Linked DNA regions of Homo sapiens: region 1 is linked to region 2. A link is a contact called in ENCODE Hi-C or POLR2A ChIA-PET data. All regions are on one chromosome and are shown on one strand. Each heading gives the region's core, a stretch centred on a gene start or an enhancer-like site at or near the end of the contact. The rest is flanking DNA. Distances are from core to core; before and after follow the strand shown.

What was found. Hi-C counts contacts between places; a loop is a spot of excess contacts on that map. ChIA-PET counts read pairs that join two places held with the same protein, here RNA polymerase II (POLR2A). Pooled maps may share reads with other maps.
Region 1: a pooled map shows a loop between it and region 2 (2.2-fold over the local background). The contact joins the promoter of SCNN1B here to the promoter of COG7 in region 2. A Hi-C loop is called at or near these places in 1 of 50 pooled maps. POLR2A ChIA-PET finds 5 or more read pairs at or near these places in 2 of 52 experiments (AG04450 and WTC11).

What each region holds. Positions count from the first base shown.
Region 1 is chr16:23,298,806-23,305,194 of GRCh38, forward strand. SCNN1B (sodium channel epithelial 1 subunit beta) reads left to right here and starts at 3,497. Exons shown (of 13, transcript NM_000336.3): 1 at 3,497-3,632. RefSeq lists enhancers at 2,695-3,212, 3,213-3,729.
Region 2 is chr16:23,451,045-23,458,043 of GRCh38, forward strand. COG7 (component of oligomeric golgi complex 7) reads right to left here and starts at 2,145. Exons shown (of 17, transcript NM_153603.4): 1 at 1,782-2,145. The coding sequence starts at 1,950. LOC124903667 (a long non-coding RNA gene) reads left to right here and starts at 1,699. Exons shown (of 2, transcript XR_007065030.1): 1 at 1,699-2,221; 2 at 4,426-4,745. RefSeq lists enhancers at 1,805-2,134, 2,425-2,474.

The DNA of each region.
Region 1 (6,389 bases), core at 2,247-4,746, 150 kb before region 2:
AAACTTGCCAGCCTAACATCAACCAGTCTGGAGTTCCCAGACATCCCAAAACTCCAACTCTCCAACAATGGAAATCATGACACAGAATGAAGATGTCAGTTGTATAAAGCTGGTCACAACAGCACAGTTCCACAGGGGACTCATTCTAAAACTGTCCAACAGGGCCCCAAAAGAAAACCTTCAAAAATAACGTATTGGGTTGAACCATATGAAATTGCTATGTTCTTTTTTTTGCTTTTTGCTTTTTCTTTTTCTTTTTTTTTTTTTTTTTCGAGATTGAGTCTCACTCTGTCACCCAGGCTAGAGTGCAGTGGCACAATCTTGGCTCACTGCAACCTCCGCCTCCCGGGTTCAAGTGATTCTCCCACCTCAGCCTCTTGAGAAGCTGGGATTACAGGTGCGCACCACCATGCCTGGCTAATTTTTTGTATTTTAGTAGAGATGGGGCTTCACCATGTTGCCCAGGCTGGTCTCGAACTCCTGAGCTCAGGCAATCCGCCCACCTTGGCCTCCCAAAGTGCTAGGATTACAGGCATTAGCCACCCCGCCCAGCCGAAATTGCTATTTTCATAGGTCAATAATAGTCAAATATCAACAATTTTATATGGTCACAACCAAATACACCTGGGAAGCATTGATTTTCAAAGTGAGGTCCACAGACCCCTGGGAGGTCCCAGAGATCCTTTCAGGAGAAACTGTGAGGTCAAAATCACTTTCATAAGAATCCTAAGATGTTATTTGCCTTTTTCACCTGTGGACATTTTCCCTGACAGTGCAAAAGCAATGGTAGGTCATCACTGGTCATTACAGAAATGCAAATCAAAACCACAATGAGATACCATCTCACACCAGTTAGAATGGCAATCATTAAAAAGTCAGGAAACAACAGATGCTGGAGAGGATGTGGAGAAATAGGAACGCTTTTACACTGTTGGTTGGAGTGTAAATTAGTTCAACCATTGTGGAAGACAGTATCGCGATTCCTCAAGGATCTAGAACAAGAAATACCATTTGACTCAGCAGTCCCGTTACTGGGTATATACCCAAAGGATTATAAATCATGCTGCTATAAAGACACATGCACATGTATGTTTATTGCGGCACTATTCACAATAGCAAAGACTTGGAACCAACCCAAATGCCCATCAATGATAGACTGGATAAAGAAAATGTGGCACATATACACCATGAAATACTATGCAGCCATAAAAAAGGATGAGTTCATGTCCTTTGCAGGGACATGGATGAAGCTGGAAACCATCACTCTCAGCAAACTGACACAGGAACAGAAAACCAAACACTGCATGTTCTCACTCATAAGTGGGAGTTGAACAATGAGAACACATGGACACAGGGAGGGGAGCATCACACACCAGAGCCTGTCAGGGGGTGGAGGGCTAGGGGACGGAGAGCATTAGGAGAAATACCTAATGTAGATGATGGGTTGATGGGTGCAGCAAACCACCATGGCACGTGTATACCTGTGTAACAAACCTGCACGTTCTGCACATGTATCCCAGAACTTAAAGTATAATAATAATAAATAAAAAAGACTGAAAAAAAAAGCAATGGTGGGTCAAGTTATATGAAGCTGAATTTACTTCATTTACTTCAACTAAAACAACAGATTGCAGCCGACTGAATACGAGAATCCAGCTGTCTCTTATTAAGCCAAGCATTAAAGAGATTTGCAAAAATGCTAAACAGTGCCCTTCCCACTGATTTTTTTTTTTTGAAAAATATTTTTCAGCCAGGCATGATGGCTCACACCTGTTATCTCAGCTCTTTGGGAGGCTGAAGTGGGAAGATTGCTTGAGGCCAGGTATTTGAGACCAGCTTGGGTAACACAGCAAGACTTTGTCTCCAGAAAAATAAACTTTTTTTAATTAGCCGGAAGCAGTGGCACACACACCTTGTAGTCCCAGCTAAGGCAGGAAGATGGCTTGAGCCCAAGAGTTTGAGGCTGCAGGGGTCACACCACTGCGCTCTAGCCTGGGCAACAAATTGAGACCCTGTCTCTCTTTACCAAAAAAAGAAAAAAATTGTAAAAAAGCCTTTTATTTATGTCAACAAGTAGTGGGTTTATTATAGTGTAATGCATTAATAAATATTTTTAGGTATCAGTTTTAGTTTCTCATATGGAAAGTATCATTATATAAACAAAATAACATATATGTGTTAAAAACACGTGTGTGTGTGTGTGTGTGTGTGTGTGTATTCCACATAAACAAAAAGTCTCAGGTATTCTGTAATTTTTAAAAGTACAGAAGATTCCTGGCTGGGCATGGTGGCTCACACCTGTAATCCCAACACTTTGGGAGCCCGAGGCGGGTGGATCACTTGAGTCCAGGAGTTCCAGACCAGCCTGGCCAATATGAAGAAAACCCATCTCTACAAAAAACACAAATTAGCCGGGCATGGTGGTGCATGCCTGTAATCCCAGCTACTAGGGAGGCTGAGGCAGGAGAATTGCTTGATTCCGGGAAGTGGAGGTTACAGTGAGCTGAGATGACACCACTGCACTCCAGCCTGGGCAACAGAGTGAGACTCTGTCAAAAAAAAAAGAAAGAAAGAAAGAAGAAAGAGAGAGGTAGGGAGGGAGGGAGGTGGAGAGAGAGAGAGAGAAAGAAAGGAAAGAGAAAGAAAGAAAAGAAAAGAAAAATACAAAAGATTCCTAAGACCAAAAATTTTGAGAATGACTGCATTAAGACAATCTATGGAGAAATATACAGGAAACTAAGTGTTAAGGATATTGGCAAGAAAGTGGCTGAAATGATAGTCCTGAAACCTTGACTTGATGAGAAGAGAAAAGAAAAGGAAGGGAAGATTCGAGGAAATGCGCAAGGCCCGCCAGTGCCCTGAGGCTAGAGCACAGGTGTAGTGGGCACTCCAGAGGGGGCCAGAGTTCCCAATCTCGGGGTGGGCTGTTTGAATTTCTAATGCAAAGATAGGACCTATCGGGGATGACTGAGATCTGGGAGGTCTCCACCTTGGTGGAGGTGGAAGAGGCGGAGGGAAGAACGTTCCTGGGAAAAGTGGCTGCATATGTCCCCCTAAAGTCACCAACTTGCCCAGAGGACACTGTGTCTGCAGGGGTGTGGATGTGATGGGGGCGCGCCTGTACTGGTGAGCGCGATGCTTCGCCTAGGTGAACGGGACAGGTACACGCGTGGGGTGGGATGGAGTGTTCATATATGTGGCTTGTGATATGTACTGAGGGGACGTGGGGTACACTCGGATGAGGGGTCTGTGGACATATTCGTGGCGCATGTGGGTATCGCTGGTGTCCCGAGGTGGGGAGGGAGAATGCGGAGCGCGTGCGTGCGGGGGGCGTCCAGTGTCCCTGAACCTGGCGTGTGGGGGCTGGAGCTTATTGGGAGGCGAGGGAGGTGGCCAGGGGAGCCGGGACCGTGCGTGTGGCCAGGCCGGTAGCGCCCAGTAAGCTCCACCCGCGGGCGCTCCCCGTGCTTCCCCGCCCCTGAACCTGCTCCCTCCCAGTCGGTCTCGCCGCGCTCGCCGGGTGTCCCAGTGTCACCAACACTCGGCCGCCGCCGCCAGCTTGGCGCGCACCGCCGCCTCCGCCACCGCCGACAGCGCGCATCCTCCGTGTCCCCGCTCCGCCGCCCGAGCAGGTATGACGGCGAACCCTGGCTCGCACCCGGTCTCCCGCGCGCTGCCCGGAGTCCCTGCGCGCGCGCCTTCTCCTGCCCAACCCCGGCCCGCGAGCTCCTGTCCCGGCCTCAGTTTCCCACGGGAGGGCGCTTGGGTGCCTGTCTGAGGCGCCTGGGACCCGGCCTGGGGACTGAACGGGTTGGGGGCGGAGGGGAGAGCTGGAGGCTGGGAAAAGCCCCCAGGGTGCAGAAGGCAGACGGGGCCAGGGTCCCCGGCGTGTCTGGGACCTCAGAGACGGCGGCAAAGTCCTGGCATAGAGTGGGCGGGGCAAGAAGTTGTTCAAGAGGTGACAACAATGAAACTCGAGAGCGCTTTCTACGTGCTGGGCACAGCTCAGCAGAGCGCCTTGCTCAAACGACCTAACTTCGCTCACAGGGCATCCCTGTGGGGTGGTTCTCTTGCTGTCCCCATTTTGCAGAGGTGCAAACTGAGGGTCAGAGGGTGGGGAAGCTTCCCTACGTCCCAGGAACAAGTTGCTGAGCTCAGATTTGAACCCAGGCAGTCCGACCCTGGAGCCTACCTCGTGGGCTGTCAGTGGCGTCCGGGGAACGTGGGTTTCATTTGGGGTGATGTGGTGGAGGAGGCCAGATCCGAACGCCCTGCAGTTGTCTGCGCTGAGGATTCTCAAGTGCTAAGTTGATGTCTGGACAATGTCATATGACTTAGGTGTGCTGTGGAGGGAAAGGGTCTGGGATATAGTACAGGGACATTCTCACTCTAGCGTGGAGGGGGAAAATGAGGCACAGAGTTTAGGGAGGAAGCAGCAGAGACCTCCAGTCCACAAAAGGCACATCTTCCCACTCACCTCCACCAGGGAGTAGGGGCAGAACAACCAAGACTGGCTTTGGTCCCTGGCAGCCCAGCTCTCACAAAGCCGGGTGGATGGGTCTGAAAGCTCCCAGAGACCTGAGCACCCCTGTCTCAGATCCCAGCATCCGTGAGTGACCCAACCTGCCTACCCATTGAGCTGTGTAATTCCATGCAGAACACAGGGATCCATTCTTCTTCCTCTGTAATCTTCCACCCCTGCCCTCCCAGCTCCCCAAAGGTAAACACCTTCATAATTTGGAGTGTTTCCTTCTAGACCCTTTCCCCCACCTACACAGTCATATATACAGAGCCATAGAAAATATGTAAAATACTTAGTAATGTAGTAATGTTGTAGGTGGATATTTAATAGAAATGATGCAACCCTTGGGAGGCTGAGGAGGGCGGATCACTTGAGGTCAGGAGTTTGAGACCAGCCCAGCCTACATGGTGAAACCCCATTTCTACAAAAAAAAAAAAAAAAATTAGCCGGGCATAGTGGTATGTGCCTGTAATCCCAGCTACTCAGGAGGCTGACGCAGGTGGATCGCTTGAACCCAGGAGGTGGAGGTTGCAGTGAGCTGAGATGGCACCATTGCACTCTAGCCTGAGTGAAAGAGCAAGACTCTGTTTCAGAAAAATAGAACTAGAAGTAGAAATGGTACAACCCACCTATGTCATTCTGCAACTTGAGCCCTCTCATCACCAGTTATCCATGCTGCTGCATATAAACCCAGCTTATTTATTTAAACTGCTGCATGGATTCCCGCCGTGGATAATGCCTACCGATGGGAATTTAGGTGACAAAAATTTTCAGGTTGGTTTTTATTTCAGCATCTTCTATAAATTGTTATCTCTGGGTTAAGTTCAATTTATTTTTCTTTATCCTAAACTAACTTCACAGGATCTGAATTTAGGGGATGAGGTCCTCTCTTTTCCACTGCTCACATACGGACCCATGAATGCATGCACACACACACATGCACACATGTGTGTACATATGCATGTTCACACACAAGCACACACGGGCACACATACATGAGACATACACACAAGCAAGTGTACATGCATGCATACACACACACAGGTGTGTGCACACACCTCTATTCTGTCTATGACCAAGGACAAACACCACACTTTCTCTAGCTGCAGTCTCTGCAGGTCCCTAAGGCTGAGACTCAGCCAGGCCACTAGTTCTGCCTGGCCATGCCCCAATGGGCAGAGGTTCCATCGGGGCCACCTCCAGGGGTTCTCTCTAGATGCCCTCCAAAGCCAAACTCAGCCTCCAATAGCAGACAGAAGGAGCTGAGAACCACGAACCACGGACTGGCAGATTGGACTGTCCAGGGTCCTGTTTGTGTACCACAAACTGTAGGTCCAGGCTGTGGCCTAAAGAGAGTGTGTTTGCTATAGACTGACAGGACCCTTAAAAGTTTGGTGGAACCCATGATCTGGGTTGATGAAAAGCTAGAATCAGAGACACTACATTATAATCCCAGCTTCACCCCTTCCTAGTTCAGGCAATTCCCTTCCCCTCCCTGAGCCGTAGTTTTCACATCTGTAAAATGGGCATGATAATAATGGCACCCTCCCCAAACTGTTAGGTGGATTAGTGGGGTGATGTAAATAAAATGCTTAGGGACTCATCAGCATCAGTAAGCAGGAAGTCTTTTCCTGAACAGGGGAGACCTGGAGATGGCCCTTGGGTGGTGGGGGGACGCAGGGGTGATGCCTAGAGCCACTGTTTGTGACTTCATCCACACCCCAAGTACAGACCAGAGGGTCCTTTGCACTGAGCCCTGAGCCAAAGAAGAGATTTCCGCTTGTTGAGAGCCAAGCCCAGCTTACTGTGGAGTCCAGAAGTGTCATGTTACTTACAAAAGGCCTAAGGTGTGCCTGGTCCTGGGTTA
Region 2 (6,999 bases), core at 895-3,394:
TTAGCCAGGGGTGGGGCACGCACCTGTAATCCCAGCTACTCAGGAGGTAGAGGCAGGAGAATAACTTGAACTCAGAAGGGGGAGGTTGCAGTGAGCTGAGATGGCGCCACTGCACTCCAGCCAGGGGGAAAGAGCGAGACTTCGTCTCAAAAAAAACAAAAAAACAAACAAAAATGGGAACATCTCTTGGACTATCCACTCCCAGTGGAAGCAGTCTGTTTGGTCTTTCCATCTGAGCCTAGGAGAGAGACTTGTGTGCAGTACGTACTGAATCAACACACAGTGAATCAACACACGGTGAATAAAAGTCAAGTTGAGGAGTTACATGAAATGGTTGCCAGTGCATGTTATTTTTTATAATTTAACTTATCCTCAACAAATGGTTTAGGCCAGGCGTGGTGGCTCACACCAGTAATCCTAGGGCTTTGGGAAGCCAAGATGGGAGGATCACTTGAGGTCAGAAATTTGAGATCAACCTGGGCAACATAGTGCGACCTTGTCTCTAAAAAAAAATTTTTTTTTTTAATTAGCCAGGCATGGTGGCACATGCCTATAGTTCCAGTTACTTGGGAGGCTGAGGCGAGCGGACTGCTTGAACCCAGAGTTTGAGGCTGCAGTGAACTATGATGGTATCACTGCATTCCAGCTTGGGCAGCAGAATGAGGAATGAGACCCTGTCTCAAAAAAAAAAAAAAAAAAAAGGTTTAAGTCTCCACTGAGACCAGCCTATCTTCCTCAGCTGAAATAAAATCCACTAAAACAATGTTTTCTAGATCTGTGTCATTCTCTTATACCTATACTATAATACGTTTTTTCCAGATATATGGATCTGTTGGCTATTCTTTCATACTCTCAAAATTCACTTTTTTTTTCTTTTTACAGTTTATTGTTTGGTACAAAACAGGCTCTTTAACTCTTTGAATAAACACCTCACAGACTCGTGCTCCTAGATTACAAAAAGTCAAAGCCAATTTTCTTTGACACTGGGCTCTTGACTCTGAGATTCAAGTCACTATAACAGAAACTGGAGTTGTTTTATCTTATATTCTGGAAGGTGCCTCAACAAAGACATGTTAAGAACTGGTTAAAACTTCTAGCATTTAAAAAGATCCATCTTGTCTTCCAGTGCCTATGGATAATAATAAAAAGGGAATCCCAGAGATCTGCTATTGAATTATTTAGAGAAGAGCTACTGCAATAAGATCCACTCTTTTAAGTTCCAAAAGGAAACTTCAGGCCAGATGTGGTGGCTCACAGGTATAATCACAGTACTTTGGGAGGCCAAGACTGGAAAACCCATTATGCCCAGGAATTTGAATTTGAGACCAGCCTGGCAACACAGTGAGATCCCATCTCTACAATTTTTTTTTTAAACAGAATTTGTGGGGCGCGGTGGCTCGCGCCTGTAGTCCTAGCGACTCGAGAGGCGAGAGGATCGCTTGAGTGCAGGAGTTCGAGGCTGCAGTGAGCTATGATCGAGCCACTGTAGAGAGACCCTGTTTCAAAAGAAAAAACAAAGAGAAAGAAAGAAAAGAAAAAGGAAACTTATAGCCCAGCCAGAGGAGGAAAAACAACACCCAAAATTAGCAAGTGTTCAAGACAGCCCGGCACCCAGCTGAGACTCCCGCTGACGTGATCAGGAGTTCGGGGCTTGCTCTTTTGCCGAGGGTATTTGCTGTCCATGCGTGCCCCGCCCACCTGAGTGCCTCACGCAAGTTCGGTGACCTCTGCCCAGCCGAGAGCAGGGGAGGGTCCCGCGGCCAGGGCCCCGAGCGGCTCACCCTCCACGGCGTGGTTCACCTCTTGGATGAACAGCTGCAGCTTCATCACCAGGGTGGCTGCGTGGCCATCCGCCTTCCCGGACGCCGCCTCCTTGGAGCCGGCCCTGAAGGCCGCATTGATCCACTCCTTCACGTCGAAGTCGTCTGCCAGGAACTTGGAGAAGTCCATGGCGGAACTGCCTCAGGCCTGGCGTCCAGAACTTAAGAGTTGGCTCCGGGCGGCAACGGGGATGCAGAAGCGAGCGAGCCTGCGAGAGCACCGAGGCTAGCCTCCGAGGCGAACCCCAGAAACGCCAGGACGGGTAACTTGCCCCTTTGCGCTTCCCCGCTCAGCGCACTCAGTTTGCGGCTGGGAATGACCCTCGCCGCCCGCCGTTCTTCTTCCGGAAGTCGTTGGCCGTTACCATAGTGACTGCAGGCGTCCGGAGCGCTGAGCAGAGGTGGGTGTGGGAAAACGCCCCGGACTGAGAGCTCCCGGCACCGACAAATATCCCATGTCTGCTAACATTTGCCGAGGACTAAACTATATGCTTACTATAAAGCCCTGACATACATTAGCGCATTTACGCGGTGGCTCGCGCCTGTAATCCCAGCTCTTTAGGAAGCTGACGCGGGAGAATCGCTTGAGGCCAGGAGTTCTAGGACAGCCTGGGCAACAGTGGAGCGCAGTGGGCAGCAATGGAGTGCAATTGAACGATCTCTGCTCACTACAGCCTCAAATTCCTGGGCAATTGAACGATCTCAGCTCACTGCAGCCTCAAATTTCTGGGCTCCAGCGATCCTCCCACCTCAGCCTCCAGAGTAGCTGGGACTACAGGCGCGCGACAACACGCCCGGCTATTTCTTTCTTTTTCTTTCTTTCTTTATTTTTTTCTGAGACGGAGTCTTGCTCTGTCGCCCAGGTTGGAGCGAAGTGACGCGATCTCGGCTCACTGCAACCTCCGCCTCCCAGGTTCAAGCGAGTGTCTTGCCTCAGCCTCCCGAGTAGCTGGGATTACAGGCGCGTGCCACCACGCCCGGCTACTTTTTGTATTATTAGTAGAGATGGGGTTTCACCACGCTGGCCAGGCTGGCCTCAAACTCCCAACCTCAGGTGATCCGCCTGCCTCGGCCTCCCAAAGTGTTGGGATCACAGGCGTGAGTCACCGCGCCTGGCCTAACTAATTATTTTCTTAATGATGTGTTTTGAGGTGCAGACCTTTTAAAGTTTGTTAAGTTCCTTATCACCTTTTTTTATGGATCATGCTTTTGGTGTTGCGGCTGAGAAATCTGTGCATAACCCATAATCACAAACAATTTCTCAGCCTGGGCAACATAGGAAGACCCCGTCTCTGCAAAAAAATTAAAAATTAGCTGAGTGTGGTGGCGCACACCTGTAGTCTCAGCTACTCGAGAGGCTGGGGTGAGAGGATTGCCTGAGCCCAGGAGGTCGAGGCTGCAGTGAGCTGTGATCACGCCACTGCACTCCAGCCTGGGTGACAGAGCGAGACCCTGTCTCGAAAAGAAAAGAAGAAAAGGTAGGGGAAGGTATGAGGGTATTCTTTAGGTTCTAAGTTTTTATGTTGTTTCAAGAGTGGGACCAACCCAAGGGGGAGGACAAGATGTCATCCTTGGAAACCCTACAGGGGACAGTTTTCCAGGTTGGCCTGCCATTGGGGTATGAGTGGCTGGCTGCCATCTCCAGGCCTGATAGTCACTCGTTTTTCATTGGCATCTCCCTTGGTTTGTCTCATTCTTCTGGGTTGAGTAGGTTTTAACTGGGGTAACCCTTCTGCTAGGAGTCCCAGTTATTTGGGGGGAGGGGAGAGGAGGGAAGGAGAGAGGAGGGGAGCAATGCAGGGAGGGGAGACGAGGGGAGCAATCTGATAGTGTAAGTCCTCTTACTTTGCTCTTGTTAAAAATTTAGGCAGGACACAGTGGCTCACGCCTGTAATCCCAGCACTTTGGGAGGCCGAGGCAGGCAGATGATGAGGTCAGGAGTTTGAGACCAGCCTGACCAACATGGTCAAACCCCATCTCTACTAATAATAAAAAAATTAGCTGGGCATGGTGGCACGCGCCTGTAATCCCAGCCACTCAGGAGGCAGAGGCAGGAGAATCGCTTGAACCTAGGAGGCAGAGGTTGCAGTGAACCGAGATCCGCCACTGCACTCCAGCCTGGGCAACAGACCGAGACTCCATCCCCCCCAAAAAAAAAAAAAATCCTGCTGGGATTTTGACAGGGATTATGTTGAACTGTTGAATTGTTGGATTAATTTTAGGAGAATTGCCATCATGACAATATTGACTGTTCCAATCCATAGCATGAAACGCCTCTTCATTTATTTAGATGGGAATTTTTCAGCCTTGGCACTACTGAGCCCAGATAATTTTTAGTTATGGGGGCTGTCCTATGCATTGTAAGATATTTCGCAGCATCCCTGGCCGCTACCCATTAGGAGCAACATCCTCTCCAAGTTGTGGCAACCAAAAATCTGTCCACACAGTGCCAAGTGTTCCCTAGTAGGAATCACCCCTGGGGATTTAGATCTGATTTAGATCTTCTTTAATTTCTCTCAGCAATATTTTGTAGTTTTCATTGTATAATACAAGTCTTGCACTTATTTTGTTAAATTTATTTATTTATAAGTATTTCCTTTTCTAGGTGCAGTGGCTCATGCCTGCAATCCCAGCACTTTGGGAGGCCGAGGCAGGAGGATCACAAGGTCAGGAGTTCCATACAAGACTAGCCTGCCCAACATGGTGAAACCCCGTCTCTACTGAAAATACAAAAACAGCCTGGCGTGGTTGTGTGCACCTGTAATCCCAGCTACTCAGGAGGCTGAGGCAGGAGAACTGCTTGAACCCGGGAGGCAAAGGTTGCAGTGAACAGAGATCGGGCCACTGTTATCCAGCCTGGGTGACAGAGTGAGACTCCATCTCAAAAAATAAATAAATAAAATAAGTATTTCCTTTTAATGCTAACATGAATGGAATTTTCTTAATTTTCATAGTTTCTTGTTACAGAAAAATGATTTTGTGTGTGTGTGTGTGATGGAGTCTTGCTTTGTCACACAGGCTGGAGTACAGCAGGGCAATCTCAGCTCACTGCAACCTCCGTCTCCCAGATTCAAGCAATTCTCCTGCCTCAGCCTCCCAAGTAGCTGGGATTACAGGCATGTGTCACCACACCCAGCTAATTTTTGTAGAGACGAGGTTTTGCCATGTTGGCCAGGCTGGTCTTGAACTTCTGACTTCAGGTGATCCACCTGCCTCAGCCTCCCAAAGTGCTGGGATTACAGGCGTGAGCCACCACACTCAGCAACAATTGATTTTTATAGATTTATCTTGTACCATTTGACTGTTAAATTTGTCTTCTAGTTTGTGTGTTGGGGTGTTGGTTGGGATTTGTTTACATACAGGATCATGTCATCTGTGAATAGACACTTTTTCCTTTGCAATTTTTTTTTGGGGGGGCGGGCGCGGGGGGACGGAGTTTTGCTTTTTTTGCCCAGGCTGGAGTGCAATGGCGCAATCTCGGCTCACTGCAACCTCCGTCTCCCGGGTTCAAGCGATTCTTCTGCCTCAGCCTTCCAAGTAACTGGGATTAGAGGTGCCCACCACCACATGTGGCTAATTTTTCATATTTTTACTAAAGACGGGGTTTCACCATGTTGGCCAAGCTGGTCTCGAACTCATGACCTCAGGTGATCCACCTGCCTCTGCCTCCCAAAGTGCTGGGTTACAGGCGTGAGCCACCGCACCCGGCCAGAAGTCCCTTTCTATTCCTAGTTTGTTGAGAGTTTTTTTAGGATGTTGGATTTTGTATTTTTTTTTCTCTGCCTATTGAGATAATCATGTGGTTCTTGTCACATTCTATTCAAATGATATAGTAATTGATTTTAAGATGGCAAATGAATCTTGGGACCAGGCACAAAGTGCTGTAATCCTAACACTTTGGGAGGCCAAGGCGACGGATAGCTTGAGGTCAGGAGTTCGCGACCAGCCTGGCCCAAATAGGGTGAAACCCTGTCTTTACTAAAAATACAAAAATTAGCTGGGCATGATGGCACACACCTGTAATCCCAGCTACTCGAGAGGCTGAGGCAGGAGAATTGCTTGAACCCAGGAGGCGGAGGTTGCAGTAGGTGGAGATTGCGCCATTGCACTCCAGCCTGGGCAACAGAGCAAGACTCCACCCAAAAAAAAAAAAAAAAAAATTGTCGGTTTTAGGCCAGGTGCGGTGGCTCACACCTGTAATCACAGCACTTTGGGAGGCCGAATCACTTGAGGTCGGGAGTTCGAGACCAGCCTGGCCAACAGGGTGAAACCTCGTCTCTACTAAAAATACAAAAATTAGCCGGGCATGGTGGTGGGTGCCTGTAATCCCAGCTACTTGGGAGGCTGAGGCAGGAGAATTGCTTGAATCCAGGAGGTGGAGGTTGCAGTGAGGTGAGATTGCGCCACTGCGCTGCAGCCTGGGAGACAGAGCAAGACTTTGTCTAAAAAAAAAAAAAAAAGTCTATTGTATGTGATATTAACATAGCCACTCCAGCTTTCTTATGATTACACTTGCATGGCTAATTTTTTTAAATTTTTTTTTATTTTGTGTTTTTTTTGTAGTCCCAGCTGCTAGGGAGGCTGAGGCAGGATTGCTTGAGCCTGGGAAGCGGAGGTTGGAGGAAGCCGTGATTGTACCACTGCATTCCAGCCAGGGCAACAGAGCAAGACTCCATCTCAAAAATAATTGTCCATTTCATCCAAGTTGTATAATTTGTTGGCATAAAATTGTTCAAAGGATCCTCATATAGTCTTTTCTCATCTGTAGAATTGTGACGTCTGCCTGTTCTTTCCTGACTTTGGTAATTTTTTTTTCCCTTGGTCAGTCTGCTGAAATTTGTGAATTCTGTTGCTCTTTTAAAAGAATCAGCTGCAGGCCGGGTGCGGTGGCTCACGCCTATAATCCCAGCACTTTGGGAGGCCAATACGGGCAGATCATCTGAGGTCAGGAGTTTGAGACCAGCCTGGCCAACATGGTGAAACCCCGTCTCTACTAAAAACACAAAAATTAGCCAGCCGTGGTGGTTGGCGCCTGTAATCCCAGCTACTCAGGAGGCTGAGGCAGGATAATTGCTTGAACCTGGGAGGCAGAGATTGCAGTGAGCCGAGGTCAGGCCACTGCACTCCAGCCTGGGTGATAGAGCAAGACTGTGTCTCAAAAAAAAAAAAAAAAAAGAAC